5 separate regions of the Mus musculus genome follow, and regions 1, 3, 4 and 5 are each linked to region 2. The links are chromatin loops, found by intact Hi-C in ENCODE. Cell type or tissue: left cerebral cortex. All regions are shown on one strand. Each heading gives the region's core, and the rest is flanking DNA. Links, peaks and the distances in the headings are about the cores only. Region 1 holds the start of Gm31946 (a long non-coding RNA gene). Region 2 overlaps A830082K12Rik (RIKEN cDNA A830082K12 gene). Region 3 has its middle 120 kb from the start of Gm25383. Region 4 overlaps Gm32067 (a long non-coding RNA gene). Region 5 has its middle 170 kb from the start of Gm32067.

Evidence for each region. Peaks named below come from ENCODE experiments on the same cell type or tissue, not always from the same donor. Only the 100,000 strongest peaks of a DNase experiment are listed, where the experiment ranks them.
Region 1: a loop joins it to region 2, with 3 times the contacts of the local background. A loop is called at or near these places in 4 of 42 quality-filtered maps.
Region 3: it touches region 2 in a loop (6-fold over the local background); 5 of 42 quality-filtered maps call a loop at or near these places.
Region 4: a loop joins it to region 2, with 5 times the contacts of the local background. A loop is called at or near these places in 2 of 42 quality-filtered maps.
Region 5: a loop joins it to region 2, with 8 times the contacts of the local background. A loop is called at or near these places in 5 of 42 quality-filtered maps.

What each region holds. Positions count from the first base shown.
Region 1 is chr13:78,424,596-78,431,059 of GRCm38, forward strand. It overlaps Gm31946 (a long non-coding RNA gene), which reads left to right and starts at 2,357. Exons shown (of 3, transcript XR_382671.4): 1 at 2,357-2,709. In left cerebral cortex, for the core only: no CTCF peak of the experiment used is centred there; DNase peaks (open chromatin) are centred at 2,820, 3,310 and 3,631; H3K4me3 peaks cover 1,303 bases; H3K27ac peaks cover 1,632 bases.
Region 2 is chr13:78,207,511-78,213,974 of GRCm38, forward strand. All of the region lies in intron 1 of A830082K12Rik (RIKEN cDNA A830082K12 gene), which reads left to right. Among named protein-coding and RNA genes, the nearest start is that of Nr2f1, 12 kb to the left of the region's middle. In left cerebral cortex, for the core only: no CTCF peak of the experiment used is centred there; a DNase peak (open chromatin) is centred at 2,548; H3K4me3 peaks cover 3,288 bases; H3K27ac peaks cover 4,882 bases.
Region 3 is chr13:79,282,577-79,289,040 of GRCm38, forward strand. No RefSeq gene overlaps it. Among named protein-coding and RNA genes, the nearest start is that of Gm25383, 120 kb to the left of the region's middle. In left cerebral cortex, for the core only: a CTCF peak has its summit at 3,138; a DNase peak (open chromatin) is centred at 3,122.
Region 4 is chr13:78,516,936-78,523,399 of GRCm38, forward strand. All of the region lies in intron 1 of Gm32067 (a long non-coding RNA gene), which reads left to right. Among named protein-coding and RNA genes, the nearest start is that of Gm32067, 37 kb to the left of the region's middle. In left cerebral cortex, for the core only: no CTCF peak of the experiment used is centred there; DNase peaks (open chromatin) are centred at 3,460 and 4,055; H3K27ac peaks cover 1,414 bases.
Region 5 is chr13:78,653,569-78,660,032 of GRCm38, forward strand. No RefSeq gene overlaps it. Among named protein-coding and RNA genes, the nearest start is that of Gm32067, 170 kb to the left of the region's middle. In left cerebral cortex, for the core only: no CTCF peak of the experiment used is centred there; DNase peaks (open chromatin) are centred at 2,351, 2,828, 3,406, 3,958 and 3 more places; H3K27ac peaks cover 4,680 bases.

The DNA of each region.
Region 1 (6,464 bases), core at 864-5,863, 220 kb after region 2:
AGGAGTGGGTATGTTGTAGAGGAGGGCAGGGAGGGCATAGGGGACTTTCAGGATAGCATTTAAAATATAAATGAAGAAAATTTCTAAGAAAAAAAAATTCAAACTACCTAAAAGGTTTTTCTTTAATTGTTTAATTTTTATACCAAGATTTATATTTTAAAGACAGTTTAATGGGCATTATCTTCCATGTGGCAACTCTGTTTTTCTAACTCTATTATATACATAAATATTTTTAAAGTCTGTCTGCTATCAAAATAACCTTGTATATCAGGAGTGGAGAGTCCTAGTATGCATCCCAAGTGTGTGGGCACTAGGTTTGAAGCTGAAGCTACTCTAGAGGCCCAGGGGGAATATGGGATATGCTAGATGCAGAGATAGAAGATGGATCCTGTGTCCTGGAGGAAGGAGGAGGAAGATGTGGTGACAGAGTTCATGTGTGTGGGGTGGGAGTGGCGGATTGTTGAGGAGAAGAATGGTAAATACAGATGAGATGACCGGCCCAACTGCAAGGGGTCACTGAGTAGACATTGATCTTGTCAAGAAAAGGAAGAGAGGCTGGGCATGGTGGCTCATGCCTTTAATCCCAGCACTTGGGAGGCAGAGGCACGTGAATTTCTGAGTTTGAGGCTAGCCTGGTCTACAGAGTGAGTTCCAGGACAGCCAGGGCTACATAGAGAAACCCTGTCTCAAAAAAGCAAAAACAAAAACAAACAAACAAACAAAGAAAAGGAAGAGTGGAGAAACTAAGCACACAGGATGGTTTTGATGCTGTGTTTGTTGAGTTGGAGATCGTAGGCCATCTGAGAACAAGTTATTTAGGCACTTGGATATGTGCAGCCTGGGTCAAATATTATTTTTGAAGTCATCCATATATAGGCAGGTAAGTGTTAGGCACAAGTGATATCATTGCTACAGGAGGTCCGTACAGTTTCAGCTTTCTTTCCCCATCTTTTAAGAAATACAATTTCCTCTAGTTAGAAATGATGAGTGGATTATGTAGGTAGTGTTTCCCAGGCTGGGGTTGAGGCTGAAGCGATCTCCCCCAGGTGATTTTGACATATTTCTTCTTATCCTGTTTGACTTATCGAGAAATGAAAGCAGAAAGGAGAAAGAGGAATTAGTAAAAGTAGACCAATTCTGAGAGTTGATCATTCTGAGAGGGAGAGAAGCTCTATAGGTGAGAGACACTCTTTGTGCATAGAAATCCTGAAGTGTGGAGATTAGCCCATCATCAAAGCTGGCTCATGAAGATCTCTTGCTTAGCAGACAAGAGCATACTGCAGGTTTGAGTAAAAGATATCTGTGCAACTGCTCTGTGTTGGAAACACTTCACAAGCCTTAAATATTCAAGCACAACGGGAGTTATAATTGCATTGTTTTGGTCTTGGAAACCAATGTGAGTCTTAACAACTTTTCTTTCTGTCTCCATGGCCAGTATCTTAGGAATCGTAGGAATCATCTTTCTGTGTGCGCCAGCTCCTATCTGAGGGCAAAGCTGTGTCTGGGCTTGTTTCAGGAAATGGTGGCCTGTAATACGCAGGGCACCTGGGAAGACACTCCGTGGCAGAATTGGAACACTTTTGGCCTTTCTGGTTCTCAGGTAATTTGTATGCTTTAATTTGCGGCTTCTTTTATTGTTGATATTATTTTAAAATTAGTGATTTTTTTCCCCATCTAGTTTTACATAAGCTAAAAAAAAAGGCCCCATGTCAGGAATTCTCATACATGATTTGACATCTCTAGTATCCTGCATGGCGAACTCTCTATAGCACAAGTTGGTTCATTTGACATCTGGCATTCATGGTTCCTGGGAGAGCAGCTTCCCCCTCAGTGTGCCCTGGATTCATTCCTGCTGCGCCCCTTCTGCCCAAGTATAAACACATCACAGGAAACGAACACGTCAAGAAGTGGCTTTCCAAGAAGGAATAAAAAAGGCCTGGCCCGGCTCCACCTGGATTTGAGGTCCAGTTTCAGGAAATGCAGGCAGCCATAGGGACAGAGGCTGTTGTCCTGCGTCAATGGTACCTTGGTCGTTTCTGCCTTAAACTCCCCATGTGCAGCAGCATACTTTAAAATCCACAGCCTCCTCTTAGTTGTCCCGTGGGAGACTTGCTGAGGAAAATTGCTTCAGGACCTTTAACATGTGAGGGAGGAGATGAAGTGTCTTTCCTTGTGCTCTTGAGAGCAGCTGGATTTAGTTGTTTACAGCTGTAAACAAGAAATGGCATAGGCTGAGGTCAGGGACACATTTTGAAATAATTGAAAGTCTACAGTTAGAACTATAAATAATTAAATGGATTCATTTTGGTGGCTTGCTTTAATATGCAGATATTAAAACAATGAAAGAAAGTGGGTTTGTAACAAGGACGTTAAGACACCGAAGTAGAAGAAAGAAATGCCTTTCCCAATGCCCTTGCTATGTATGGTCTTTCCAGGTCCATTTTCTGTTTCAGTTTAATGATGCCGTTTAAGGAGAGCCATGCACTCTCTGGATCTATATTCAGACTGCAGAAGTATCAGTCCAGCCACCCTTTCAGATCTACTTCAAGGAAACACAGGCTTGAAAACTGCTCCCCGTGGTTTTGTCTGAACTGCTCACATCCTGCAGCACACACTGGGTCCAGTGCTGGAGCCAGGAACCTAGAGGTGAGCGAGCATCGAGCAGCACTTAGCAGAGTGAGGCAGGCGGGCCTATGAGAAAGGATGGAGGTGAGCCAGAAACTAATGGGGAAATAGGAGGTCGTCGTTAATTTTGATGTGGGGAAATCTGAAAGGCTCTTGTGCATGCCAGGGTATTTGAATATTTGGCAAACAGCTGGCTGGGCTCTGAGAGAGCGCCTCTTGATTCGCCTCGTCAGATGTTCAGAGATAAAACGAGTCAGCCCGTACGCCAGCGCATAGCTCATAGCCTTGCAGTCAGTTTTGAATTTAGATTTGAATTGTGATATCAATGTCATGGTGGCACATGCTTTGAGAAAGTACTTACAGAGAATAATTGAAAGATTCAGTGAGAAGCTTCTGAAAGCCGTAATTTAAAGTTCTTCAGCCTCCACAGTACTCTACCCATTAAAATTTAAAGCGACAGAAGCCCAATTATGGATGGTTATTTTCTTAAATAAAATCATATTTCTACCACAAGTGAAAGATTCATCGCTGCCCACTAATCTCTGTCAGGAGAACTGTCTCGGAGTCCTCCAGAGTCAGTAGCTGAGCGAGCGAGCGGTTAGCTTTATCCTGGGGACAATGGGGCAGCACTGGGGGAAGCCAAGCTGCAAGGCCTCCAAGGAGGAGCCTGACTTGCGGGAGGCTGATTTGCATGATAATCACCATTATGGATCCTCTGCTGTGCCAGCCTCCACACTTAACCAAATGCAGTATAACTTTAATGGCAGCTGGGAAGCCTGAGCAAGGGCTGTAGCACACAGTTTGCAAAGCCCGAATGACGTCAAAACCTGTTAGTTAGGAGAGGGCAGCGGCTGTGAAGATAGTGGGGGCAGAGAAGCTTGTAACCACAAGGAGGATTGGAGTAACTTTAAAATCTGATAAAGCATATAACTTTGGGGGCTGTTGAAAGGTGCGGAGCGTTTCAAATTTCTTTTAACTCAGGGAGATCTGTTCAGCAGAAGGGCCTTGTCGTCTTTCTAGAACTTCAGCGCGGCCACTGATACTCTGGCAACGAAACACAGCAGTGGGAACTTTCCCCAGACGTGTTTCCAGTGAGAAAGTTTAGTCACTGTCAGACAAAAGTCCGGAGCCAGATTTTTAGAGCATAAATCTCTCCTCGAATTTATTTGGTCTGTTGGCTTTTACTTTATGCTGCATTGTGACTTTGAGAATGTGGTATAATGGTATCCAGAACAAAATAGTGCAAAAGGCCAGTCAAGCTTAAACCACTCTTATTTAGGGAAAAATAAAATGATTCTGCGGAGCTCCTGGAGACAAAGGAGTATGGAAACCTGAGTCTAGAGATTAAACGATACAGAAAGCATTATGTATATATACACAAGCACTAACCTAAACAATGTCTTGTAGATGCCAAATTATAACATTTCTGAAGATTTAAGGCTCGACAAAAACATTGGCAAGTAGGCATTGTTTCTGATGTTTTGCAGGTCTGTGTTCTGGATGAAGTCCCCAAACCTACAGCAGGGTGGGAACACAGATAGCCTTCTGATGCTGCTCACTCTGTGTGCAGTATCTCCACCCTGGCAGGCCACAGGTTCTCTGCAGGGTGTAGACTCTTGCTGCAGTTCCTTCCACCTCTTCGTTTGTCAGTTTTGTGGTGTTGTTGGGCTCCTTATAAGAAATTAAAAATAACTCTTTTCTTGTTTGTTTGTTTTTTTATTGTTTTTTTTTGGGGGGGTGTTCTTTTTTTTTTTTTTTTTTTTTTTTTTTTTGAGACAGGGTTTTTCTGTGTACCTTGGCTGTCCTGGAACTCACTCTGTAGACCAGGCTGGCCTCGAACTCAGAAATTCACCTGCCTCTGCCTCCCAAGTGCTGAGATTAAAGGCGTGCACCACCATGCCCAGCCTAAAAAGAACTCTTTAACAGTTTGGAGCCTGGATTCAGCTGCCTTGACTCTTTGTCCCGGAAGGGAGTACCTTGCCCATTTAGGGTGATGACTGCCTGAACCAGCTCAAGTAAATGTCACCCCACTTCTCCACGAAGTAGGGCTTTCTCACCAAGTCACACATTATCTCTAAGGGTAGGGCCACACTTCCTGTCTTACCAAGATGGCTTAGTTATGTAGCCTGTAAGAAGATGAGTTTTAGCTTTCCTATTAAACTACCTCCTACCCTGCCCTCAGTCAGCAACAGTAGGTTGCTTTTGGCTTTTCCATCTATCCTATTTCATATATTAACTATTATTATTCTTTTTCATGTATTATGCTTCGTGCAGTGAACATGATAGCACTTTTGATTTAGTTAATTTCTGATATTATTAGAGTCTTCTAAATGGAATTTCTGTAATCTCACATAAAACTCAAGTGCTTAATTAACTGTCTAATTAATAAGCAGAAGTTCATTGGTTGGAAAGGGTTGTGAAAGCCCAGAGGTTTGTCCTGACTCACCGGAAGCAACTTTCTCTTCCTGCCATAACTTTGGAAACACCAGAGATCTGACTCCACCATCTTTATTCTTCAAAGAGGACACTACAGACTGTTGTAGTCACGATGCTCTGGCCAAATGAGTTGGAAGTAAAACTCAAGGCTGAGTCCTGTGGTGATAGCCTGATGTGCCTGCTTGATAAGGCAGTAAAGCAGAAGACGAGAGATTATCAAACTATTGTTAAAATATTGTACACTTCATAGGAGAAAAATGAATACTTTATATAAAGGGGCTATGAAGGATTAATCCATTCCACAGGTCTTGGGCAGCAAACCTACTACTCAAGCTCCACCTACTACTCAAGTTCTGTAGCAAACAGACCAAGCAAACCCTGGATGGCTTAACACTAGGAAGCCAAAGACCTATTGAGAGTCCTGCCTGACCTCAAAGGACCTCACTCAGAGCCTCAGGTCTCAGAGCCTCAGGTCTGAAAGACAAGAAGGGCCGCCCTTTATCTGCTTTGCTTTGCTTGTGCCTCAGACCTGTTTCTTTGTAGGGAGGCTCTTTGCAAGGTATTGTCAAGAGAAAGTTGTGGGATTTTGAATTCTAAAAGCACTCCAATCCAAAGGTGCAGATGATTAATCCTGAATATTCGCAGCCTGGGTCAGAGAGACTTATATACTTCCAGTTGTGGGATCAATGAGGGGACTGCAGACAAGTGCTTGATGCACTGTCACATCCTGTGTACTTTTCCGCTCAGGGTATACATAGAAACATATCTGCATTAGAAAAAGTAGCAAAAGCAGCAGAGACGGCCCTGTTAAACAGCCAGGAATGATCACATGATCACACAATCACGTGATATGTTCATTTACACATCGCCACGGAACGTGCCAAGCAGTCTGGCTGTGTTAAGTCATTTCACTGTACACCAAAGAGATTCGAAATGGACTTTTATTTATGATTGCTGATTCTCCATTGGTATAATCCTTAATATGGCATCTAATTAGGTTAATTTTCTCTAATTGATGAACAGAACACCTAAACTTGTCGGTTTCAGTTTTTTGTTATGGATTGACAATTTTATATTCTGATTTTTGCTGAAGAAAAAATTCTAGACACTCCTTGCCTATTAAAGTTTGAGGTCACTCCTTGCCTTCGCCCCATGAGGCTTTTTAGATTGGCTAATGGAGACAGAGCAGGGCTAAGTGACTATTAAACTCTTTCCATATACACTAAAAGCCATTAACTTGGACCTCACTAAATTTTGAATTTATGAAAATGAGGGCAGGGCTTGGGTTAAAGTTTATTTTTGCATTGTGCTTGAACTAAAGCTTTGGTGGGCTAATAAATAGTATAAATAAAACTGCAGGGGATGTCACCATTACTGTAAAAAGCAAACTCTTGAAGCCCCTT
Region 2 (6,464 bases), core at 449-5,448:
CCTAGAGTGAGGCTGCTCTGACAGCCGGGATGCAGTGGTACCAAGCTTTACTTTCAATTTCTCTTGCTTCAAATTCGATTAGACAATAAATAAGTGGGAAGCAGGAGCCCAACTCAAAGTTGCTTAAAACTTTTTCCTCCTTTACATTTATATCTCTAAATCCTTGAAACTGATAATTGTTTACAAATTATTATTTTGAAATTAGAAATATTTTAGTAAGACTCAGACTGACTCAAATAGGACTCAGTGTGCCTTCCTTTTGGTTTGCTACATTTACTTTTAAAAAGAAATATGAATAGCTATCCAGAAAGGGACATTTGCTTCCTAGGACTGAAAGCAATGGCCCTTTCCCCTTCTTAGGAAGCACCCCCTTCATGTTCTTCTAAGCAGAATTCTAAGCCGAGGACACTGCTATAAATTCCATTAGGGGAAGGCTCTGTTACCAGGGCTACAGGTTCTCATGTCAACCTGCCAGCCTCTCTGCTCCCTGATATAGATACCCTTGGCTGTAGAGGCTGGGAGCTCCAGCGGCCCTTCTGCTACCGGCCTGCTGAGATTGCAGCTCAAAAGTTGGAGGCTGGGTGGGGGCAGAATAATCTCTCTTTAACGCCTCTCTTTCCCGCCCAGGATTTTGAACCCCAACTGACATATTTCCTCGGGTTTTTCTGATGAATAGAAGCACAGGAGCAACCCTGTCCACTAAAGATTAAATGAAGTAGAAGAAGCTTAGCCGTGGATACTTGGAAGTACTGGTGGGGTGTCAAACCAACGTTTAACACATTGTTTCCACTCAATGTGCATATATCCTGGACCGATTGGGTTTAATTTCAGGAAAGAAGGAAGAAAAAGATCGAGCAAGGAAAAAAGGTGAAAGGGAAAATGACAAAGAAAAGAAAGTTAAACTTATGAAGAAATCCCATTTTCAAGGGGGAAGTAGCTTTATGCTAAGAGTGGTCGGGGTCAGTAGCCAGGCATCCTGACCTTTCTGGCCTTTTCTTTCCTGGAGTCACTTTGGGAATTAGAAGCCGATTCTCTCAGATGAGGACTCAGGGCTCTTCTTGGGTGGGTGCTATTTGATTTACATTTACTTCTTAGGGACAGTAGGGGAGGTCCTGGGTGGCTGTGAAATTCAGAACCCACTTGCTTCCTCTTCATTTTGATTTAAAAAAAATAAATGGAAGGTTTTGGTAGCCCAGACTGACGCTTTTCTCTTATTACTTACTGCTCTGGAGAAGAAGCAACAATTTTTCTCTGTAGATATTCAGCTTGATGGACACTGACCTTGAAGTTTCGACTGGATAAGGCACCCTCCCTCACATCCTGGCCCCCAAATATCACCTGTTTACGCCCCTCCCACCTGCTCCTTTAGTTCCTGGGTGCAGTCCAGAGGGAGCAAACGGCAAGTCCGTTTGTGGCAAAGACTTGTCCACGCAAATTCAACATTGAATAAATTAACCTCAAACCAGCAAGTTGGGGTGTAGTAGTTTAGCAGGACTAATTGCAGACAATGTAGCTGAAATGACTTTTCCAATTAGCTGCTGGTTGGAGTTTAGTCGGAGGAACTGTCAGCTCCAACGATGGGTAATTGCTTTATTGCTCACAAAACTATCATCTATTTAGAACATATGTGCTAATTACTCTGGATGGGCGTCGACAAAGAGACCATAAATCTAATAGCACTTTAAAAAGTCTACAGTGTTTGTAAGTAACCCTAGTCCTTTCACTCTGTGATGGGGCCTAGGTTAGTGTGGCAGATGATTCTGGAAGGCTCAGGTTGGACTGGAGACACCAACGCCAACCGGTGCTCTGGTCAAACTGCATATGAAGAGCAAACGTCCTCTGCTTGCGTTCAGTGTGAAGGAGATAAATCACTATCATCACCACCAGACTCCCCACCCCCTTAACCGTACATCTTTTAAGTTTTTTTTTTCTCCGTAAAAGATTAGTTTAGAAATCTTTTAATTGGATTATGTTGGGAAATTAATCTCCTTTAGCCTTGGCTTAATTTATTGTGGATAGTGTCACGAAAGAAACCTTGTAACTGCAGTAAGGGCCATGTCCCTTTGTTTCTTTCCTTAGCGCTCCAAGGTCTCCCAGCTGCGGGCGACAGTGGTGCCTTAAAGTGTCTGGACTGAGAAAGGATGGAAAGACACATCTGGGTGGAAGGCCACAGGAGTCCCAAGTCTTTTTCCTTTGTCTTAAACGCACCCTTCTGTTCCGGATTCTGTAGCTTCAAATCCCCCATCCCCACTGCACCGCGCTTTGATCTACAATTCAGGGGACCTGCTACCCAGGAAGCAGGTTGGGGAGGCTGGAGGAGGAAGCGGAGTACCCAGTAGCGGACTTCCAGGCACACTGACTCCTTTGCTTTCTCTATCGCAATCTCCTCCTCCTGCATCCCCAGCTGGGAGCCAGCTATTAACAGATATTCCCCACCTCTCTGAGAAAAAAGATAAAAGAAGAAAAAAGAAACCCGTTCAGCTAGCTTTTGGCGTCGTCCTCTACTCAACTCTGTAGACACTTCTTGACTTGCACAGAGCTTGAGATGGGCTAGAGTCCATTCCTAGCACCGGCGCGTTGTTTTGGCTGCGACCTCCGGTTCTGCCTCCTCGCTGCGCGCGGGAAGCCGCGTTCAGCTTGACTAGGGCGGTAGAGGGAAGCGGAGGTAGAGCCCGGCTGGCCGTGCCTCAGCGGGAGATAACAACATCTGCCTGAAACGGGATACCTACTTTTGCAGCTCAATTTAGCTCTTAATAGCAGTCCTCTGAGGTGTGCTTAATTGATGGGGATAAAGGCGTAATGACTTGACAGGGAGACGCCAATGATCCTTTAATATACTTTTAAAAGAACAACAACCACCCCAAACACCCGCGGGTCCTCGCTCGGTAGGGAGTGTGTGGGAGGAGGAAGAGCGGGTCAGGCTGGGAAAGTGCGCTGAGCTGGTCCTACCTGGGGAAGCGCCTAAGTGCCCTGGCTCTCGGGAGCCAGCCGGCGCTCAGGCCAGTCCGGCCCAGTGTTTTCCAGTAGCTGCTGGGAGGGAAGGGCAGCCTAGTGAGCTAAGGTTGTCAAGTGTGGAAGGTCTGATTGGCAGTGAGGAAGCTAGAGACCCGGAGATGCTGTCCATTGCTAGGCTCTGGATTGCCTCACGTCTGCCAGCCTCCGCAGGCCGGGACGCCCTCCGGTCTGATGCCTGAGTAAGGGTCGAATGTGGGTGCTCTGCGGGACCTCACAGAATTCTGTCCTTCGGATAGCCTTAGAAGGTCTCGAGGAGCACGCGCCGTGTGAGAGTGCGTGTGTGCGCAAGCCGCCCCCAAATGCAGAGTTGGGACACAGCAGCCCTGAGCACGTCTAGGTCCGGGGCTCCCAGAGCCCTGAGACCAGACACTCGAGAGTTTATCTGCTCTGGAGGCAGGTCCCAAAGCTGGGTCAAAGCAAACCCTGAGCAGTTTCGGCTTAGGACCTCAGCTCAACTACCCTCTCTTCAGTAGCTTCCCTTTTTTTGGCCCAATTTCCCTTTGCGTAGTTCCAGATGGATCTTTAGGGTTAAAGGAATGTTAACTAGGCTCAGACTGAGTAAGGTTCACACTAGCACCTTAAGAAAAGGGGGTGGATAATCGGGTCTCCTTTTCTGTTTGCCCAGGATAAGGGCAGCAGTGACTTTAGCTGGTTTGTGCAAACCTCTTGTTGCACCCTTTCGAGAGGAATTACCTTAATGCTCCAGGGTACACTCGCACTGCACACAGAAGGAGAAATCACTCCTCAAATTGGGTTGCTGTAAGAAATCGCAGGTGTTTAAGTTGTAGCTATTGTCTACCTTAAGCACACACAACAGGGACCAAAGAATGTTAAGAAACTGACTTTCCCCAAATCCTCTTGTGGAGGAAGTATATGTTGCGGGGCTAGGAAATCTTCAAGGTCAAGAATTTCAAGACCTGAAATTAAGAATCCTAATTCCAAGTGTGTGTTTTCTTGGCGTGATTCCATCCTTCTGCGGGTCGCTGTCCAACCTCACCTAGAGTGATTCTGTCCCGATTCACCCAAGGTCCTAAGCCTAAATTCCTGGCCTGCCTGATGACTCCTACTCAGATGCACCCTTCTCCTGAAGCTGGGGAGGGGTGGGTTCTGGCTGAAGACCGGCTCTGGCCAGGGTATCCAGGCCTCTCAAAGGCCCAATGCTCTTTGGGAGGCCCTGACCTGGCTGCTGAGCACCCTTGTCCACGGGGTGGGGTGGGGTGGAGGGAGGTGGATCCTTGCGATCTCGGTGTAGGCAAATTCAGGCTCCTTCTCCTCACAGCCAAGGGTCCTTACTCTCCTGTGTAACCTCAACCCACAAAAGGAAGGCCCTTGGGCCGAATTATTCGGTCTGAGGACTAAGCTTTCCCTTCCTGGCCTGGGAAACTGTAGTCTCAAATTCCATTTTGCCAAGAGCTGCTTCTGCAAGGGAAGTCCTCATCCTGCCTCTGTCACAGGGTCATCACCAGGTGCTGAGTGCGAGTGCCCGGCCAAGCACTGCCAGAGTCTCCTGCTAGAGATCCTCGTGCTAGGCTGCCGCAGGGCATTAACAGGCCATGGTCTTGGTGGCACTGAAGGCCACCGACAGGTTAACCCTTGCAATGACAAAGTCCGCAGCTTGCTCAGGGGTATTCTGGAAGGAACCGTGGCCTGGCCGAGGGTGTGTGTGTGTAGGGGGGTGGGTGGGTGGCGCACGCTCCCCAAACCCGGTGCGGGTCCCTGGGCTCACTGGGACCTCGGGTCATTCTTGCTAAGTGCCTAGGAATAGGCCCCACGGAAGTGTAAGCTGCCCAGTCGACCCGCTGTCGGTTGAAACTGCTTTTGCAAGTCATTGCCTGGGTGTTGGCCAAAGCTTGGGGGCCTCGCAGCTCTTGAGGGCTGCCTGAAGATGCAACATGCCTGTCAATGGTGTTGGAAGGGAGGAAAAACCCGTAGGAGGGCACGGTTGTAGAACCTCAAAGCAGAATTTTCATTTTAAGGAAGATCCTGGGTTTAAGAAGCAGAAGAGCTAGTGGAAGTTAATGATGGCCTTCTATTTTTAATATCGATTCCCTCCCACCCCGCCTCGTGTGTGGTAGTGCACATGCCTGGATTGTGTGGAGGTCAGAGAACAACTTTCAGGATTCAGTTCTCCTTCCACAGGTTCGAACTCAGGTAGACAGGCGTGGTGACAAATGTCTTTTTATCTTGTGGGCTCCTCCTCCTATACATTAAAGCATCTATCTGAAGATTAGGGTGACACGGACAAACTTTCAGTGTCATTCATAGCATACCAAATCTTAAGAGTGTTTCCAGAGGTCGCTTTATGATCTCTCAGTTTAGGAAGATAATTTTTACTGTACACCAATACATTGAATAGCATCTTCCTCCAGACAGGGATGGGATGGGGGAACAGAAACACCATCTTCCAACCAAAGTGTTGGAAGACCTGACTGCAGAACTGGTTTTCCAGATGTTGTACTAGTGGGGCTGCAAGTGTGAGCAGGTAATACAGAGAGAGTGACAGTGTTAACAAAAAACCCATCTAATTAACAGTGACTTCATCTGATTGGAAGGATGAAGAAGCCTTTTTAAATCAATCCAGATTTACAGGCCTAAGCACAGCCAATTCATGAATATGGAGCCCAACTGGGGTCTGCTTTCTTTCAAAGATGTCATCTCAGAGGTAATAGCATAGGTGAAGTCATTTGGTTACACTGTAGAAACTTTTATAGTGCCTTCCTTGGGAATTTAATTCAGTGCTTCTTCATTTTATTAGGAACAGACTGACTCCATCAACTGGGTTCTCTCTGTTTAGAGGCAAGACTTCTTGAAGCAATTAGGTTTACAATTAGCATAGCTTTAGTGACCCCTGCCGCAGCACTCCCGTACATTAGCCATTTCTTCAAAGTCAGGGAAAACCTGGGGCACAATGTGCTTCCCAGGCACCAGGTTGGGGAACTAAGCACACAAACAGGGGATCTATTACCCAGTACCCAGGAGCCCAGGTGTTTGCTCAGTCTCTGATCCTGACTTCACTTTAAAAACCTTTTCTTTGATTCTATTTTGTCAGAACTGCCTTTAAAAAAATGAAATTTCTCCCATTGTGTTCAGTCCTTCTGTGTGCTTAGTAGTGCTGTAGAAATGTTAGGATCCAGGGAAGGAAGGACAGTAACTACTTAAAATTCTGTTAGGTGACAATGTTCAGATGTGTGAGATGTGTGAGGTGTGTGTGTATGTGTGTGTGTGTGTGTGTGTGTGTGTGTGTTTCTTAAAACTGATAAGGATCCAGAATTCAGGAGAGTGATTGAGGAGGAGTTAGCCTGGGCCCATAGTGAGTTCAAGGCCAGGCTGGACAGCTCTGTTAGAAAAACAAAACCCAACAGTACAAGGAGAGGCTAGAAGGTAAGTGTGGGCCAATCTTTTCCCCTCAGTTTTAAAGGGACCTCTGCCAAGTCACACGCCAGAGCACA
Region 3 (6,464 bases), core at 685-5,684, 1.1 Mb after region 2:
TTAACTGAAACATTTAATAGCTTCAGATGTCAAGTATTGTCTCTTTATCTCAAAGGTTTGTTTTATTTTTATTAGTTCTTTTATTTTGGAAATTATAATGCACTTACATCATTTCACTTCCCTTTCCACAAACCTGTATACCCTTTCACATACCTACTTTTGATTTCTTTAAGATCATTACTTCTTTTTCATTAATCGTTATCGCATGCATTTTTGTGTATGAATATACATACATGTATATGAATATATATTACTAAATATAAGCTGCTCTGTTTAATTTTAGTTGATTGTATATTTTCTGTCTATGTACTCCTGGTGCTCATAGAAGGCAGAAGAGGGCATAGGATTGTGTGGAACTGGAGTTACAATGGTTGTGATCTTTCATGTGTGATTGAACCTGGTATCTCTGCAAGAGCAACAAGTGCTCTTAAATAACGAGCCACTGCTTCAGGACTATGATAAGAAGACACATAATTAATAGACATTGTTCTTGAGAGGGAGAATTGCTCTGGTACTGACAATAGAAGTAAATCTAACTTGTATTTGGTCAACTCATGCACAATTCCAGCTTTAAGTTTGTGCTCTCACAGCACAAAGCTCACTGCTGCTTTATAATGCAGCACTGCGTCCTGGTCTCTGTGGGCAAAGAATGAGAAAAGCAGTTCCCTGTCACTCCTCGAGCCATATCAACTCTTCAAAGTTGATTTGACTGAGCATCCTGGAAGATTTGTCTCTACAGTCGTACAGTCGTAATCAACACAGCATTCCTCTGCTTCTCTGTTTTGTAAATAAGAGTGCTTAATGAAAGATTTACCTTCGGATTTATGGAAGGTGAGTAATTGGCGTTCACTAGAGCTCTGAAGAAAGCTTTACAGAAGTCAGAAAAGAAATTTAAAAGTTTCTTTTTTTTGTCTTTTATTCTATTCAATCTTTTATTTATTTATTTATTTACTTTACTTTACTTTACATTATACTCCAGATTTCATTCCCCTCCTGGTCCACTCTCAGACTGTTCCACATCTCATACCTCCTCCTCGCCCCTGTCTCCACGAGGATATCCCCACCACCCACCCCACAAGACCTGTAAACTCCCTGGGGCCTCCAGTCTCTTGAAGATTACATGTATCTTCTCTGATTGAACCTAGACCCGGCAGTCCTCTACAATATATGTGTTGGGGGCCTCACATCAGCTGCCTGGTTGGTGGTCTAGTTGTCTGTGAGATCTCAAATGTAGAGGTTAATTGAGACTGCTGGTCCTTTACAAGGTCACCCTCTTCCTTGGCTTCTTCCAGCATTTCCCTAATTCAACTACAGAGGTCTGCAGATTCTGTCCTTTGGTTGGGTGCAAATTATCTGCACCTGATTCTTTCAGCTGCTTGTTGTGTCTTTCAGAGGGCAGTCATGCTAGGTCCCTTTTTGTGAGTGCTCCATAGCCTCAGTAATAGTGTCAGGCCTTAGAAACTCCCCTTGAGCTGGATTCCACTTTGGGCCTGTCACTGGACCTTCTTTTTCTCAGACTTCTCTCCATTTCCATCCCTGCAGTTCTTTCAGACAGGAACAATTATGCGTCGGAGTTTTGAGTGTGGGATGGCAACTCCCTCCCTCACTTGATGCCCTGTCTTTTTGCTTGAGGTGAGGTCTATAAATTCCCTCTCCTTACTTTTGGGCATTTCATCTAAGGTCTCTCCCTTTGAGACCTAAGAGTCTCTCACCTCCCAGATCTCTGGTGCATTCTGCAGGGTTTCCCCAATCTCCAGTGGTTGCCTACTGTGCCTCATTGAACTCTTCTGGAAGACAAAGAGGAATGGCCAGTTTTGCTTATTGATGGAGAGGAAAATACTAACTTTCCTTCTACTCCTGTAAAGTAATGTTAGGGGTAGGTTAGATCTGATTTCTGACACTCATCTGCAGAGCTTCCAACTGAAATTAAGCACCTGTTGTCTCTGCACTTAGATTATCCATCTAAAAAGATTTTAAAGGTTTTTTTCTCCTCTTCTTTTTCTTTCTTTCTTTTTTTTTACTAGTGTTTAAAAGAAGTTTAAAATTTGCTATGTTTTCAAACATCAAACTCATCATGGTTAGATTGTTCATCTTTCAAAAGACTCATAATAAATACTGTAAATATCTTAATAAAATTTGCTGGTGTGGGTTGATGTGTTTGGTTCACTACAAACACAACTTGATATTCTGTTGGGTTTAGACTTGCTATTCAGTGACATCAGAGAAAAGTAGTTTTGATTCTGATTACTTTTGTTAATTTTTTCTATACCCCCCCCCACCTTTTTTGGAAAACGGTTTGGTCATGTAAAACTTTATGTTACTTATTACAAGATTTAACAAGGAAAAACAGAGTAATAACAAATGAAATATGAGCTTACAATTTTCCCACTGAAATTGCACTAAATACTTCTACTTAAAATGTTCCATTTCACAAATTTTAATTTGCTCATGTTTTAGCAAATTAACTCATTATTCTGAAGATTTGAGATGTATAATATTTTCAAGAGTATTGGAAATCCTTAAACTTGAGAAGGGAATAGTTGAAGTATATGATTTCCTTTCCAAAGCAAGAGATCTTGAGCTTTTTAAATGGGAGAAGGGTGTGTGGGTCATATCCAAAGTCTAATTGCTGAGTCAACTCATTTCTTATTAGACCCTAATAATCAGGATGCTTATTTCTCAGGTGGCATAAAATTTTCAATATGTTTTGGTAATTTATCCATCATTCCTTGGGTATTTAAAGGACAGGCAGTTTTAGCAAGAGATGAATGAAAAAGAAAAGAAAAAAAAGAAAAGAAAAGAAAAGAAAAGAAAAGAAAAGAAGAGAAAAGAAAAGAAAAGAAAAGAAAAAGGAAAACATAAAGCTCTCTAATCCTATCCCTTAAATTAAAAGTGCTTCAGAGAGGATTCAAAGTTTTTCTGTAACATGGCTTGAAGAGTAACTAAAACTCTCAATTCTACTGTGAGGTCCTGCTTTGTTTAGAAAAGGACAACAAATTAACTGCCTCTGATTCTTGACCTTTGCCTTTAAAACCATGGCGAGTCAGATCTCAGCTTGCCGTTGCAGAGTCCTCTGGAGTTATTCTGACTCTGTGTTAGAGGGCTTGGAGACTCCTCTGCTGATGGGTAAGCTCCCCCTCTAGTGTTCACTGCACATGAAGTTTTTCTGCCCAGAAATAAGGCAAGACTGTCTGGCTGTTTTTCAATTTCCTATGGAAGGACAAAGCTTAGAGTGAAGATTTTAGGTGTCTAATGGCACAAAGCAGCACAAAGTATACATTCTAAGATTTAGAATTTAATATTTTTAAATGCATCTCAGTGCTTGACTACTACTCCTAGAAATGATGCCTGTGCAACATAGCAGGCCATGCATACGCGATAGACAGGATGGATTTAAGAGGTAAAGGTACAGTCAAAATAACCTTTTAGACTGAAAAATCTGATGTCTACTTATGAAGAAATTATTTTTCACTGGCAGTTGATACCAAGATTTATATTTGTAGACAGATTATCAATGGAAGAGCAGAATGAGGGCAGACATGCTAGAAAGCCCTAGCATCTAACTTTATTTCCAGAATTCAAGAAAAAGCAAAGAATTCAGTTTCATCTGTTTGATGGTACAGGGACCTATGCAAATAAGCTCATATACACTAAAAGGTTTGTCATTAACATGTCTGACACAGAACTATCCTCTCTCCCAAAATTAAATGCAATAGATACTATGAGAGTTTTTAAGTTTGTTGGCCAAAGGTGAAAAGTTCAGCAGCTTTATTAAATCTAGTTATGAAACTCTAGTGGGAATTTATCCAGAAATCTATTGTGCAATGGAAAATTAGAGAAAGAAAAACAAAGAAAGAATAACAGGATAAAAATTTAAAACAAACAAAAACCTGAACGAGCGCTGGGGTTTCACGACACAGTTGTTTACTGAACTGATATATCTAAAAGCTATATCTATCTATTTATATTTATCCACTGGCCATAATTATGAATTGAAAAAAGAAAATGTACTTCAGATACTTCAGAGAAGGCAGTGACCACTGTCTCAATAACTGCTGCAAAGTCTGTGTACATCTTCAAAGCTTCATATGGTTTGTTTAAAATTTGAATTGGACATGGGAAGCCATCGTTACATCAGAACAGAGGCTTTAATTCTCATTTGAGTTAATAAAACAAGCCTTTGAGCAATGTTTTCCTTAATATGAGTGATCCTAAAATCCTAGGTAACCATTTCTTTCTCCTGTTGTAAGTAACTATACTGCTTTAAGACAATACTATTATTTTATAAATATGTTAACATAAAGATGGCCACCTAAATACAAAAAAGAACTTTTCTTTGGTTTTTGTTGGTTGGTTGGCTTTGTTCTTGTTTGTTTGACTTTTGTTTTTCCTTTCTGACAAGCTGTTGACAAGGCTGGTTTCAAAATCATAGAGATCTATCTTACTCTGCTTCCTGAGAGCAACTGGAAACAGAGTTAGTCTTTAAGCACTCAAGCATATATATATATATATATATATATATATATATATATATATATATATATGTGTGTGTGTGTGTGTGTGTGTGTGTGTGTGTGTGTGTGTGTGTATCTCCAAGTTTTAAATCAACTATGCGTAATGATATTGTAAAGGAAATTGACATAAACCTAATACACAGAATAGAAAGCAGAAAAGTGAAAATCAGTAACAATTGAAAATGGAACTTTTACTTTTACAAGTATTTATCCAAGTAACTAAGATGTGTTTGACACTATTCAGACAATTTAGCATGCATGAATATATGAAACACATGAGGGCTGTTTTCATGGATCTTAACTGGAAGAAAACCTAAAAATAGTGAAAACCAAAATTGAAGAACGAATACTGAATTTACTTTGACAAATATTTTTGTACTGATGCTCAGAGAATATTGTAAAAGAAAGCCTGTTTCAGTCAGAAGATAATATTGATGAGTACAGCTGCTATATTCTTGAGCTTTAATTCCATAAGAAACAATATATAAATATAATGTATCTCTCCTTTTAATTCCCTCTATACACCCCCTCTCCCATATATCCACTGATACTCTGTTTTTCTTCAAAAAAAGATCACTATGATTCCCAAGGATAGCAACTGAACACAGCACAATAATATGCAATAAGACCAGCCACAAGCCCTCATACTGAAGCTGGATATGTAACACACACACACACACACACACACACACACACACACACACACACACATGAATAGAGTATTTGGGGCAGGGGAGGGCGCTCGTACTTGTTAGGGACTGTGGCTTTCTAGAGTTTTCACTTGTCTCCTGAAATATAACCTCTACAGAAGAAATGTATCATTTGGTTCTACACTTGAAATATTAGATTCATCTAAGAAAGATTTCATTAAAAATTACTTATAATAACAGTATGTGCATGGAAATATAGGGAACATTGTGGAAGTTTCTAGTTTTGCTCACTCTGAGTAATATTTCTTTATATTCATAGTGCCTCAATTGATCAGTGTCATCCATTTCGATGCCATCTTGATTCTTCTGTTCTTCTTTGTTCTAATCTCTATTCAGAGCCTAATTTGTGCTGTATTTAAAAATTAGCTCTTTGCATATTCTTCTTTTACTATAGATTTCCTTATCTCATTTGGACAGAAAATAGCAATGAACATTGCCTGATATAACCACTCAGGAAGTCAGTCTGGCAGTTCCTCAAAAAGTTGAACCTCTCCATTAGTATACCAGTCCTTACCCAAAAGATGCTCTAACATATAACAAGGACACATGGTCCATTATGTTCATAGAAGTCTTATTTATAATAGCCAGAAGCTAGGAAGAACCCAGATGGCCTTCAACACAGGAATGGATAGAGAAATTTAGGTATATTTACACAATGAAGTACTACTCAGCTATTAAAAACAATGACTTCATGAAATTCTTAGGCAAATGGATGGAACTAGAAAATATCATTCAGACTGAGGTAACAAAAGAACACACATAGTATGCACTCACTGATAAGTAGATATTAACCCAAAAGCTCTGAATACCCAAGATGCAATTCACAGACCAGATGAAGCTCAAGAAGAAGGAAGATCAAACTATGGATACTTGGTCCTTCTTAGAAGGGGGAACAAAATACCCATGGGAGGAGATACAGACACAAAGTGTGGAGCAAATACTGAAGGAAAAACCATCTAGAGATTGCACCACCTGGGGCTCTATCCCATATACAGTCACCAAACCCAGACATGAATGCCAGAAAGTGCTTGCTGACAGGAGTCTTATATAGCTGTCTCCTGAGAGGCTCTACCAAAACATGACAAATACAGAGGTGAATGCTTGCAGCTAACCATTGGACTGAGCATGGGGTCCCCAATGGAGAAGTTAGAGAAAGGACTGAAGGAGCTGAAGGGGTTTGTGACCCCATAGGAAGAACAACAATATCAACCAACCAGACCACCCAGAGCTTCCAGGGACT
Region 4 (6,464 bases), core at 686-5,685, 310 kb after region 2:
AGCTAAAGCTGTGTGCCACATTTCCTTACTCTTTGATAAAATGGTTCAACAGGACTTTGTAAAGGATATGGGGTGGCCTCAACACCAAAATTCAGTGATTTTTCTCCATCATCTCTTTAGAATATTAGACTGAATTTTTCCCCAAATTACCACTGCTACTGTTACGAGTCTTTGCATCATTGTGATTTGCATGAAAGAACTAGTTTTAGTATCAAAAGATGGCCTAGTCGGCCATCACTGGAAAGAGAGGCCCATTGGACTTGTAAACTTTATATGCCTCAGTACAGGGGAACGCCAGGGCCAAAAGGTGGGAGTGGGTGGGTAGGGGAGTGGGTGGGAGGGTATGGGGGACTTTTGGGATAGCATTGGAAATGTAAATGAGGAAAATATCTAATAAAAAGTATTTAAAAATAAAGAAGATTAATGCTGGGCTGGAGAGATGGCTCAGCGGTTAAGAGCACTGACTGCTGTTCCAGAGGTCCTGAGTTCAATTCCTAGCAACAACATGGTGGCTCACAACCACCTGTAATGGGATCTGATGCCCTCTTCTGGTGTGTCTGAAGACAGCAACAGTACTCATATAAATAAAAATAAATACAATTTTAATAATAAAAAAGAAAAAAATTGTATATATTGAGTTTCAGTTATTTTTTTAATTTTGTCAGTATTTTCAAAAGAAAATTTTGCTGAACAATCTTTGAGCTTCCTGGCTCTGTGGTTTGGTTCCTGACACTTTTGAGAAGGTTTGTCCTACTAATACTGTAGATAATTATTTCTTCTGGTATTGTCATTATCCATTTTTAAAAACATTTTGAAATTGTCCTACAGTTTTTGCCTGCTTACTGATGCTGTCTCCATCAACATACTTTTATAGATCTTATGATTATCTCCTTATCTATGCCCAATGTATTGATGAGTTGAAGGCACCTTCATTTCGATTACTTTATATAATGTTTAGCCATTGCTTTTTGACTCTTCTTTGCAATCAACATTTTTATTGCTTGTGCTATCCACCTAAATGTTCATAATGTCTACTTTTCTATTAGAAATCACTCTTGATACGTTACCAATAGTCACTTTTAATTTCTTGTCTGTCAGTTGTGACGTCTGTGCTACACTGGGCTTCACTATGGTTATTGATCTATTTTCTCTTTTTGTGTGTGTGTGTGTTTCTTTGCTCTTCTGGCATGTCTGTAATTTTATTCTGTTGTATATTAGACATACTATATCAGATAATAGAAACTAATATAATATATGTTTAGTGTAAGGGTTTGTGCTCTTCTTGCTTGGTTATGTCCATGCTTCATATTTTTGTAGTTATGAGTACAAAGGCTTCAGACTCCTCTAGCACCTTTTTGTTTCTCTTCCTTTGCCTGTATAATATTGTTCACCAGACAACCTGTGTATCAAAGCTAACCTTTTTGGTATTTTGGGCTGTTATTATACTGAAAGTTTGATGGAACATTCTGTAGTATTTTGTAAAAAATCCCATCTTTTAGTGGGTTAATTCACAAGGTTTGTAGATTGTACACATAGTATTGTTCTCCAATGAAATGGTCTGCTTTTTTTTTTTCTTTTTCCTTTTGGTTGCCACTTTTCACATATATTTCTTTGAAGACATCTCTGTTCTCCTGCCACCTCTTTGGATAAAACAGAGGCTGGGAGAACTGAAATGGAGGAATTCCTCTCGAAAGCTGTGGTAAAGTTGATTATTTTGACAAGGCAACCCAAGAGAGTAGGGACTTTTAAAATAGGTGTTTAGACATGTTTTTGAAGGCTTTGCTCTTCCACTCTCCTTGCCAGAGGCACAAAGGGAACTTTTTCTGATCTCTAATGTTATAACCTCCTGTGGTTCAGGGCTCCTGGAGAGGAAGCCAAAAAAAAAAAAAAAAAAAAACAATAAAAAATATATAAAGTAAAATTAATCAATCAGTCAATCAATTTGGGCCTCTGGGGTTTCCTCATATTCATATTTATCTATACCCATTCTTTCACAAAGAATGTAAAAAACAAACGAACAAACAAACAAACAAACAAAACCAAAAAAAAAAAAACCCACACCATTTAGTTTTACATGTAGGTCATGATTCCTTTGACTTCTGCTTTGGCTTATCCACCATTGGTTGCTGTTTCTGTCACTTGTTTGAACTTTGTAGCTTGTCTCTCACCTTATTATCTACAGATCCAAGAAAGTGTTTGAGTTGTTCATTTGGATTTGTTTTGGTCTGTGTATGTGTTCTCTTGTGTGCTCATGAGTGTTTTGGGTTATGCATGTAAGACAGTTTACATCAGTTGTTTTCCTCAACTCTTGGCTACATTATTATTTAAGACAGTCTCTTACTGAACCTGGACTTCCCCAGTTGGTCTAGCCCAAGGATCTTCTTGTCTCTGCTGCCTCAATGCTGGGATTGCAAGTACCATGTACTACCTCACCTGGCTTTTATGTGAGTGCTAATGTGTGCAAGGCAAATAGTTTATCGCCTGAGCCATCTTCACAGTACCTGTCCCACATTAATTAATTAATTTTTGTGTGAGTAAAGATTTCCAAGGTATTTTCATGTTGAATTGGAAAGTGCATTCTTGATAGAAGTTGAATTGCTGTTTACTTTATATACAGTACTGGAGTGTTTGGAATTTGTGTGCATGGATTAGATTGATCTGTAATTCTCTTTTTTTTCCCACACTGTCCTTGTCTAGTTTGGTTTCAAAGTTTAATATAACCACACAAAATTAGTAGCTCTACTTTCCCTGCTTTGCACGCACTCTGGAGCACAGCTATAAGATTGAAACTACTTATTCCCAGAACATTCTGTAGAAATTACTTGTAAATTTGTCTCAATCTACTGTTTCCTATGAAGGAAGACGCTCCTCTCTACTTCAATGCACACTGATGGTTCAGAGGCATGGACACTATGAACATCATTCTAAACATCTTTTGAGAATTTCTTCTTTTCTACACAGTTTTACGCTTAGTCAATGTTTTATAAGTAATCAGAATAAAGTTATTCTTAATATTTTCCTATTGGTCTTGTGGTTTTTTTTTGTTTGTTTGTTTGTTTTTCCTTCTGGTGTCTCGTTCCTATAGAGAAGATCAGAGCCAGGTAGCAGATACCCTTCTCAGGAGACTTCTCTGGCAGTCCAGAGGCAGGTCAAGACTGATTTTAAAAACATACACTCCCTGAAACCCTCCAATCAGTTTTAACTGTCAGTGATTTTTAAGAGTGACATCAGAGTCAAATATTGCCTATCAATCTGTGTCATATGTTGGCCCTCAGTCTATAGACCCTCTGTGTATAGGTCTATAGATTTAAAAAAGGCTTTAATAATTGGTTGTTTTTGATATCTCGACATTTTACAAAGACCTCTACAACCAGTCTGGCTGGATTCTGTGTGCAGCAATCCAAGTCAGAGGCTACATTTAGACACAGCCTGTGAATCCAAAGTAACATGAGCAAAGTTCTAGTCACGCCATAGTTTATAACTGCCAAAATGTGGACACGGAGGCAGTTATTTTAAAACTTGATAAGCAACACAGCATTTTGCAGAACTGTGGAATAAAAAGAATACTTCTAGTTGCCCAATTAGAAAAGCATTGCACAATTATTGACATCTTGCTATCAAATGCTCTTTACCTGGCTGTGGGATGGATACTTCAGGCTAGAGTTGTTTTTAAAAACATAATTTGTATTTTAGATAAGATTCTTAAAGCCTGGTTTGTATTCTAGAGAATTCTTTATATTTGATAGTTTATGTTGGAGAGATTTAGTAACCTTCTTGTTAAAAATGAGAATATATTTAACTTTTATCCATTTTAAGTCTAATTTATACTCATATATAGACCTATCTATCTATCAATCATATATTTAGATTCCTAGATGCCTTAGTATAATATTCCTGTATTACATTTTTTCTGGGTTTTTTTTTGAGGAGGGTATAATTTATTCACAAGTTAAATTGGGAAGCTGGAAACTTCTTCAGTGTTCATGTAATGTTTAATTTAAATTATTTCCAACCATAGCCCAAGTCTTATGCTGCTATGGACAATCTGTGTTTCTTGGTATATGTCCCAACATTTTATTTAACAAAATAGAAATAGAAGAACAAATATAAAAGCGCCAAATGTGAAGTAGAGCTAGAAGACTTTGACAGACATAACAGCATAGCTGCTTCATCTTTACAGCATTTGATTCAGGGACACTGCAACTCAAAAAAATTTCATTTTTGAACATTTAATTCCATAATTCCATAATTTAAAGAACAACTCAATACAATACATAATGGAGAAACGTCCAGTTCAATCTTCATTCCCATAAATTTGTTGGTATGAAAGAACATCAATTATAAAAAGTTCAATCCTGATTTGGTTCTGATTATTTCAGAAGAATTGCCTTTTGAGCCTTTCCTACCAACTTCCTCATGTAGTCAGACAGGAATATTAACTCAGTTTGAAAGAATAATTATTAATGATTATGTGTGTATAACTTAATGTCATTGATGTTGAACTGTCAAGATTTTCAAAACTTATATTTGCAAATGAAGTGAAGCCTGCAAAATGGTCACACTGATGTTCACTTGGTGAAGGAGATACACAAGTGAGGGAAAGGATGAGCACATGATCAGTGAGAGCAACTTGACCATGGCATGGAATTATTTATCCTTTCCTCTCTTGTTTGTATTTTCTGTCTCAAAAGCTCAAACAATTATAAGGAACAGATGTGTGTCTTTTAGGTAAAGTAGGATAAATAAGTATATTTTTATAGGTTCATATAAATGTATTGTAATTGGCGCTTCTCAGAGGTTTGGTTAAAATAAAGTGTTTCCCATTTTATCACAAATATGTCTTGAAAGGATAAGAAATCGCCTGACTCAATGTATTAGCATCGTTGAGCATATAAACCCGGGTGACTTAAAATATAGGGGTGCAGTTTTTCACTATGCCTACCAAAGCACAGCATGGTTAAGTACTAATGTAGATTATTAACTATATTCTGTCTCTAGGGACCATCTGTTACTTAAGTAGGAGCAAAGGAAGCTCTGTAGTATGCTCAACTGATACTGAACAAATAACCTATGATGAAGAGCACGCATTTAAGGACTGAGTATGTGGTTCTACTAGATGAATCTTGAAAGCCAAGTGTGCTCCAGATTATAGAATGCTATAGATTAATTCCAAAGTCTTTACATAGATTACTTAGAAAAGAAAAGATAACTGTGATGGTTTACTATAGACCACAGTCTGAGATGTAAGAGTGAGGAAAAGTGGAAAGTAGACAAAGAATAAATCTAAAATAGTGCATTCTGGAACTGCAACACTAAAAGCAGATTTGCCTGTTACACTGAATGGCTCCAGAGAGACATTGTGAAACACTGCAGAGGTGTGCGGGTGCTTGATACTTGCCTCTTTTTCACTTTATTAGCCTTACTCAAGGGATTATATCCCCGGCTTGTGTTATCTGAACTATGTGGATAGTCTTCATGAAAGCTATAGTTTCTTTTTGCCTGTTGTTGCTGTTGTTGTGGTGGTGGTGGTGTGTGTGTTCCTATATTAGTACACTCATGAAAAGAGTATGTATGGAATGCATGTGTTTGTACAATGATGAATTTTAGGATATGATTGGACATGATTCGCAATAAAGCCTGATCTGTGGTTATGAGAACACAAAAGCTGTAGACAGTGTAGATGCTATAAAAGAGACTGTTATAGAGTCTAAAAGGGAAATCCAAGTCACTTCAACTCTGAGAATCCTTTATATGTCTCAATGAGACATAGAGAGATGTAGCCACTTGTAATGTAACTGAGGAATAGAGTTCAAAAATGGTTGTATTACTGAAAGGGTTTCAGAAAAGGTTGCTGTGGAATGACATGTAACATGAGTTTGAGAAAATGAAGTCAGCAGACTATTCCAGGTAGCAGCATCATATGTATAGACATGTTCCCACCAAGTCTTTTTTTTTTTTTTTTTACTTATTTCTAGAGGTTAGCTCCTTAACTAGGCAGGTGCTATTATTCATGTCATCTATAGAAAATTTTCTATCTTGAACACTTTAAAAAGCTGAAAGAATTTCTGATGTTCCATCAGCAAGGTTGAAAAAGGGTTACAGTAGATCAACACACAGGAGTGCCATGGAATGGAAAAAGTGTAGTTTGACTAAAAGTACCACCTACAAATTGCTCATATGATCAACTGATCCAGTTTCATCTACCTGCAGTCAAACCCAAACTCAAGAAGTAGAAAATTCCATAGTATTGCTATACTTGCAAGGATTTTCTCTTTAATGGCTTGTTCAGTATCAGGCTTTTTAAATCATTCAATACATCTTTGTCTAAAGGTCACAAAATTGGCTTTAGTGACATCTTTTTACATTTCAATCATAGGTAGTAATACCTTACTTTGACATCAGTCACCAAAGTAAGACTGAGTATAATTTTATGCTGTATATAGAGTGGATCCAATCTAAGAAAT
Region 5 (6,464 bases), core at 898-5,897, 450 kb after region 2:
GGTGCTGGGGAAGGAGACGAGAGTTCTACATCTAGACCTACAGGCAGCCGGAAGAAGGAGAGACTCTGGACCTGACTTGAGCATCGGAAACCTCAAAGCCACATCTACTTCAACAAGGCTACAGCTTCTCACAGTGCCACACCCTATGAGCCTAGGGACCCAGTTTTCATTCAAACCACCACATTTGCCAAGTCCATAGTTTATCACTTTTGATGAAAGAAGGAATGTTTTTTAGGAAAGAGGTCTAGATGTCTAATTCTGTAGCTCTGCTGATTAGACAGGGTCTAACAGTTACAGTTATTTTCAATTTTTAAGGTGAAGTATACTCATATCTGTTCACTGACCTTTTAGAAGTTTTGATAAGGAAAATGTTAGTGTAAAATTTAGTTGACCTCCTGGATATGTAGTAGAAATGGAAGTGATTAATTTACTAAATCTTTTCCCATCACTTCAAGAGATCAAGAGACAAAAAGAAGATGCAGTTATTCACTAGCATTACTGCTAAATGGCAATTCCAGCATGCATCTACTCATGGTTCAATGTATTCAGAATCTTTCAAGAGACCACAGAGAAGAAATTATTCACATCTTGTCAGGCAGTCCACATCTGCTGTGGGCTATGCCACCAGAGCATCATAGGTCTAAAAGTAGATTTAACATTCCCTAAGTTTAAACTCCTTTCCTGTGCCTCCTACTCTTAGTGACAAGCATTGCATCCATTCATCTCTCCAAGCTCACATCAAGGGTAGTTTTAACCTGCCCTGTTTATAAAGACACCAAACTCCTTGGGGTTGTCTCCTACATATTTTATGTCTATTCATTTCCTCCTCATCTGTATTATTACCTACCCCACTTCAGGGTCACACTATCCTATTCTTGCATTCTGCCATAGCTTCTTTAATCATCTACTCATCCTCTCCTCATTGATCCCCTTTCCTTTAGTTATGTCTCTATTCCAGGTCAAGGTTATTTTACTGAAATGCAAATCTCACTGCCTCATGACCTTGCCTTGAAAATACTGGCATAAGTATTTCCATAAGTCCTTTGGAGGGCTTAAATACAGTTTATGTGGTTTGTCCACTCTGAAACTACCACTGAAGTTTGATTCTTGCTATGAGATATTAAGAGAAGGGACCAGGAAATGTTAAGAGGTGATTAGCGCTCCTCCCAAAAGAATGGGTTAGTATACACATATGATTAACAGATTAAGGTGCTATTTTGGTAGTGGACCTTCTATAAAAGTAAAAAAGTCAAACATTAGTTTGCTTAGGCCTGAACTACCCTGGCATTTTGTCAGCAAGATGGCTATCACCAGATGTGGCCTCTTGACCTCACATCAGAACCATGAGCCAAAATAAACCTCTTTTCTTTATCATTTGCCCGGTGTCTGGAACTGTGCTAGCAGTGACAGAAAATGGATTAAAGCATTCCTATATGGTCAAATTTCTGCTAATGCCTATAGCTTTCCTCTCTCTCTCCCTGTTATATGTGAAAAGCTTATAAATTTGAGCAATTACTTCCAGTTTCAAGAATGTTCCTTGAGTGTACATTCATAACATCTTGTGGGCCTTCCTGGGTTACTTTATGTGAACTTGATAAACTTGATAGTTCTCAGTCAGTCTTTGGATTTCAGGATAGATGTTGGTTCTACTGACATTTTTTTCTCTGTTTGACCAAGTTCTGAGAGTGTTGTGTACTTCTGCCCTGTTGATGCTCAGTACATTGTTTGGTACTGCCCTCCACTCCCTCCCTATTTCCTTTATTAGTACTCTACAAAAACAGGGGTTATGTCTAGCTGGCTTAGTATTTGCCACTGTCCATAGGACATAGAAAACTCTCAAATGACATTGTTTATTTTCCCTGGAAAATAGTGATACAGTTAAATAATTATACTGGATATCAGCAATTCCACACCCCTATCCTATTCTCAATTGTGTGATATGGTTGTCTCTATTCTCTCTATAAAATGGAATACTAATATCTACCCTAAACTAAATCAATATTTGCTTAAAGATAAGAAGCATCATTCACACCCTATAAAATGCAGATTTCTCTGAAAATAAAAAGTATTAACACAGTGGCTATGCTGTTACAGTGTCATGTATGTTGAGTAATTTAGCACTATTTGAACTCTGCCACTAAAATTCTTATCAGATGATAAGCATATGGCTGTTTAAATGTGTGCAAAATTTTAGTAATGTAAAACACAAAAGAGTGGTTGGTTTAGGATGGTTTCAGGTGGATAGCTTGACTCAGCTTCCTGTGTTTTCTCATCTTCCTGTAAGCTAACTTGGGCTTGCTCACAGAGTGAGGGGAGGGGGAAGCAGGATTCTGAGAAACAGAAAGAATGACATCTTTCTTAAAGTCAAAGACTAGAACTGCCATGGTGAAGTTTCACTGCATTTTAGAAGATAAAGCAAGTCTAGTGTTCGCCTGTTTTAAATAAGTTTAAATAACTACCCGTGGTGGGGAAAGCTCTAAAGACATTAAGAGGTGTGGGTACTTGGAGGGTGATCATTGTGTCCATCCAACAGTTTTCCACACTCCATCAGCACTTTCTTTTAAGTATTTACTGTCACAAATCTAAGCATATTGCTTCTGAATCTAAGATCACTTACCAACTCCTCATTGTATGTAAAATAAAGCCTGTCTTCACAGCAAAGACCTCTGTGAAGTTCCCACACCGGCCTCATCTGCCAGGTCCTTTATGTGCTAGGAGTAGAGCATTCTCACACTTCCCAGGCTCCTGTTGTGTTAATTCTGTCCCCTGTACTTAATGTGTTCACTCTGTCTGGAGAACTGCTCCTTCTTGCCCCAACAATCTTACACATTCTAATAATAACAACAATCCTACTTACTATGTGCCAGGAACTAGCTGCTCTAAGCACTTTATATGGATATAGGTTTTCCTTATGAAGAAGGTACTATTTTCTTCTTGTCACAAATAAGGAAACTGGGGCACTGAGAAGTTGAGCAATTTGCTTAAAGTAACTCAGCTAGAAGTCTGGTTTCAGGCTGGAGATCTGGAGTTTGTGCCTTTATCCTCTAGAAACTCCCACCTTTGCGACCTAACTTAGTTTGCTCTATTCTCTTACACACCTTGACATTTAACATATTCAGTGATTAGTTTTAGTGTTGGATGTTTTGAGCTATCACTTTCTTATGAGCACAGACTATGTATCACCTTTGAAATTATCAAATGGAGCACACTATCATGTCTGGGTTGCCTTCTTCAAACTTATCAAGATGTGCCTTTTGCGACATTAAAAATTTCTGCTCCTTTTCAGAAGAAAAAAAAAATCAGAGCAAAAAACCCAGAGTCTATGAGTCCTGACAGCATCTCCAAGAGAGAAGCAGTGAGTGGGAGCTAGACTCCCTTTGCAAACAGGAACTTCAGGCATGTGGAGATGAAGTCACCAACGACACTGCCAGTATTCTTTTTTTGGTTTTCCAATTCCTAGTTTGTGTTCTGTCTACCAAAAAGTGGTGTTTGCCTATGAAGTGCCTCTGATGGTTGCTTAATTTCTCCTAGAACAAAGCTAACAAACATAACAATTAAATTAAATCACCCAAGAGGGACACAGCTTTCCATTCTAAAGTTCTGAGGGAACAAACTTTTGGGGAAACTTTTCCCCTGGGGTGCAGTGCTTTCTTCCCTTTCAGTAGAATATATTGTGTCTGATGGAGCAAAAAATTGTTTTTAAGAAACCCTGCACCAATCTGTCTGCCCCAGCTCAGACACACGCTCACACTGAAAATTAAATTCACAGAAATGAGAGAAAAATCAAAGGAAACAAAGGAACATGTCTTCTGCTTCCCAGACATGGCCTGGTGGGTGACAGGATGATGAGGAGAAATGATAGGGATGAATTAATTTGCTGTGCCTTCTTGCTTACATCACCAAAGCACCGAGAAAGGGAGCATTCTACACCTTTTACCTGCAGGGTTTTAATCCACAAGAAGCTGTAGCAGAACCCATACAGTTAAGTAGGCTTCCCTTTCCCCCTTTGTTCCAGCTTGAGTTTCATGACTACCGTTTCCTTCATTAGCAGCACTAACTTCTTAGATGTAAAGTTTGTTTGAAATGGTAACTACCAGGAGATCATGGAGAGAGAAGGAGAAATTAAAGGAGGCTTACGGAATAGGACCATTCAAACACACTCATAGGAGAGAGATTTGATTCTGCAGCAAGAATAATCTCTGTAGCCCTTTAAAATGTTGCTTCTTCTTAAGTGCGTTTGTTTATTTGTTTGTTTTTTGGGTATGTGTGTATATTTGGTGTAAATTTTATCCCTTCTTAAATAGTGATCTTTAAATTCTAAACTATTTTGACTGTCTTTTAATCAGAAATACAAATTGAATATGAACATTTGAGATGAAAATTTATTTTGCATTGTTTTGCTTTATAATGACTTCCTAATTTACAGCCTTCCTTGGGTTATAGCTCTCTAAACATCATTAGCAAATATAACTGGGTACTTGACAGAGATGTTGGCATGTCCCGCAACCACACACGTAAGGTTAAATGTGGATAATGTATATGATCTTGCAGATGCTGACCTTTCCTAGTAATCTATTTTTCTTGAAATGATTGCATTTATCCTGTCTCTGTGACTCAAGCATTTCCATGTGTGCGTGTGTGCGTGTGTGAGTGTGTGTGTGTGTGTGTGTGTGTGTGTGAGTGTGTGTGTGTGTGTGAAGTGTATTTATGAACACCAAGATTTTACTGATTTGTCATTTCGCACTGAGGAGTGGAGAGTTTGAGGAGCTAGTTGCTCAGCCTCTTTGGTCACCAAGAATGCCTGTGAAACTGCAGATGAACTGGCAATTAAAGCCGAAGCTCTTCTCCACCGTCTCAGAGTCTTCCGCCCGATCCCTTCTCACCTCTATTCTCAGAATGGCTGGTTTGTTATGAAACTAATTCTTTTCTAGGCCAAGTTTCCTTTGAACAGGGTGCAAAGGCATATGATCCTGTGGATTAGAAGTGGGTTGTCATCAAAATGATACAGCTCTGTTCTTCTCTGTTCCTTTCTTGGAATGGCTGAGAACAGACTTGCGAAGAGAAAAACTTGTTGGCGTTTGGGAGCTGCCAGGTTTTAGAGAGCCCAATTATGTCTTTTTTGAACTAGCATTTCTTTAATAGAGTTTAATTTTAAAATGTTATTTTTTTCCAGTTTTTGACATTTCTTTCAGTTTTTAATTTGAAGAAATAAAGATATGTTTACTCATTGGTAAAATAAAAAAGGACTTAGTGAGTAAGCAGGGCCAGCAGTCCATCTGTGTTCAAAGCTATTAGCCACCAAAGGGCTCGTGTGTTCTGAGAGGTGCCCTTCATACTACATCTCTTTCTTGTGCCTTTGCTTTAGCTCACTGCAGCCAGAATGTACTAGGCTTGGCTGTGGCATATCATCTATGACATCTATTTTTTCAGGCATATTTTCCCTATGCAAATTATTCCACTTGTGTTTTGTAGGCATTAATCCTCCCAGAGTAATACTGGTAACCGGAGTCTAGTACCCAGACTGGAAAAGATTGCTCAAGAATGAGCACACTATAAAGACCCTTGAAGAATGTAAAAGTATATGTACTTTAGAAAAACATTTGGTCTTTCATAGGAGGCTACAAAACATCGTTTGCTCTCCTTTTCCACTGGAGCTGGAGTAGGAGAATAGGAAGTATGACACGACTGATCCTCCAAATCTAGACTTGAGGCAAGTTCCTGAGAGAGGATATGAACTTGTGAGAAGGGGGATAGAGAGCCTAACAATGGGGCTGGAGAGATGGCTTGGCAATCAAAAGCACGCACTATTTACTCTTTCAAAGGACTGGAGGTATGTTCCTAGCACCTAGTCCATAGCCTACAGTTGCCTGTGACTCCAGTTCCAGGGGATCTGACCACTATTTTCTGACCTCTGGTGGCATAGGCATGTGAATGTACTTACACACACACACAAGCATATATACATATAAATAAAATAATGTAATATAATACATAAAAATAAAATCATTTTTAAAACTGAAAAACATGAGAAAACTGGGCCTTGGTAACATACTTATACCATTAGATCAAACTTCACCTAGTTTCATGTGAACATATCATCTACATATGATGTAACTGCATGAATGTCATACAACAATATGACTACTTTTATAGATTTTTGATTATCATCTATTTTGACTTAACTCTCAGTGCCTTTTCAGTGTCAGACTCGCAGGGAAGTAATTGAAACTTATGAGCCTTCATTCCAGTTTGACTTTTCCCTGTACAAAGGACAATTTCCTCTCTTTCACCTTTGCTGATCTATGGACACACTAAGTAAATCCATTTTCAGGGTACTCCATCTTAGAGTCGTCTTCCTAGTACACTCCAAACATGCAAAAATATCTCTTTTCAGGCAGACTAGATTTCTTTGGGATCAGCATCGACAGCACAGTCTCTCCACTTAATTAATGGTTAGTGAACAT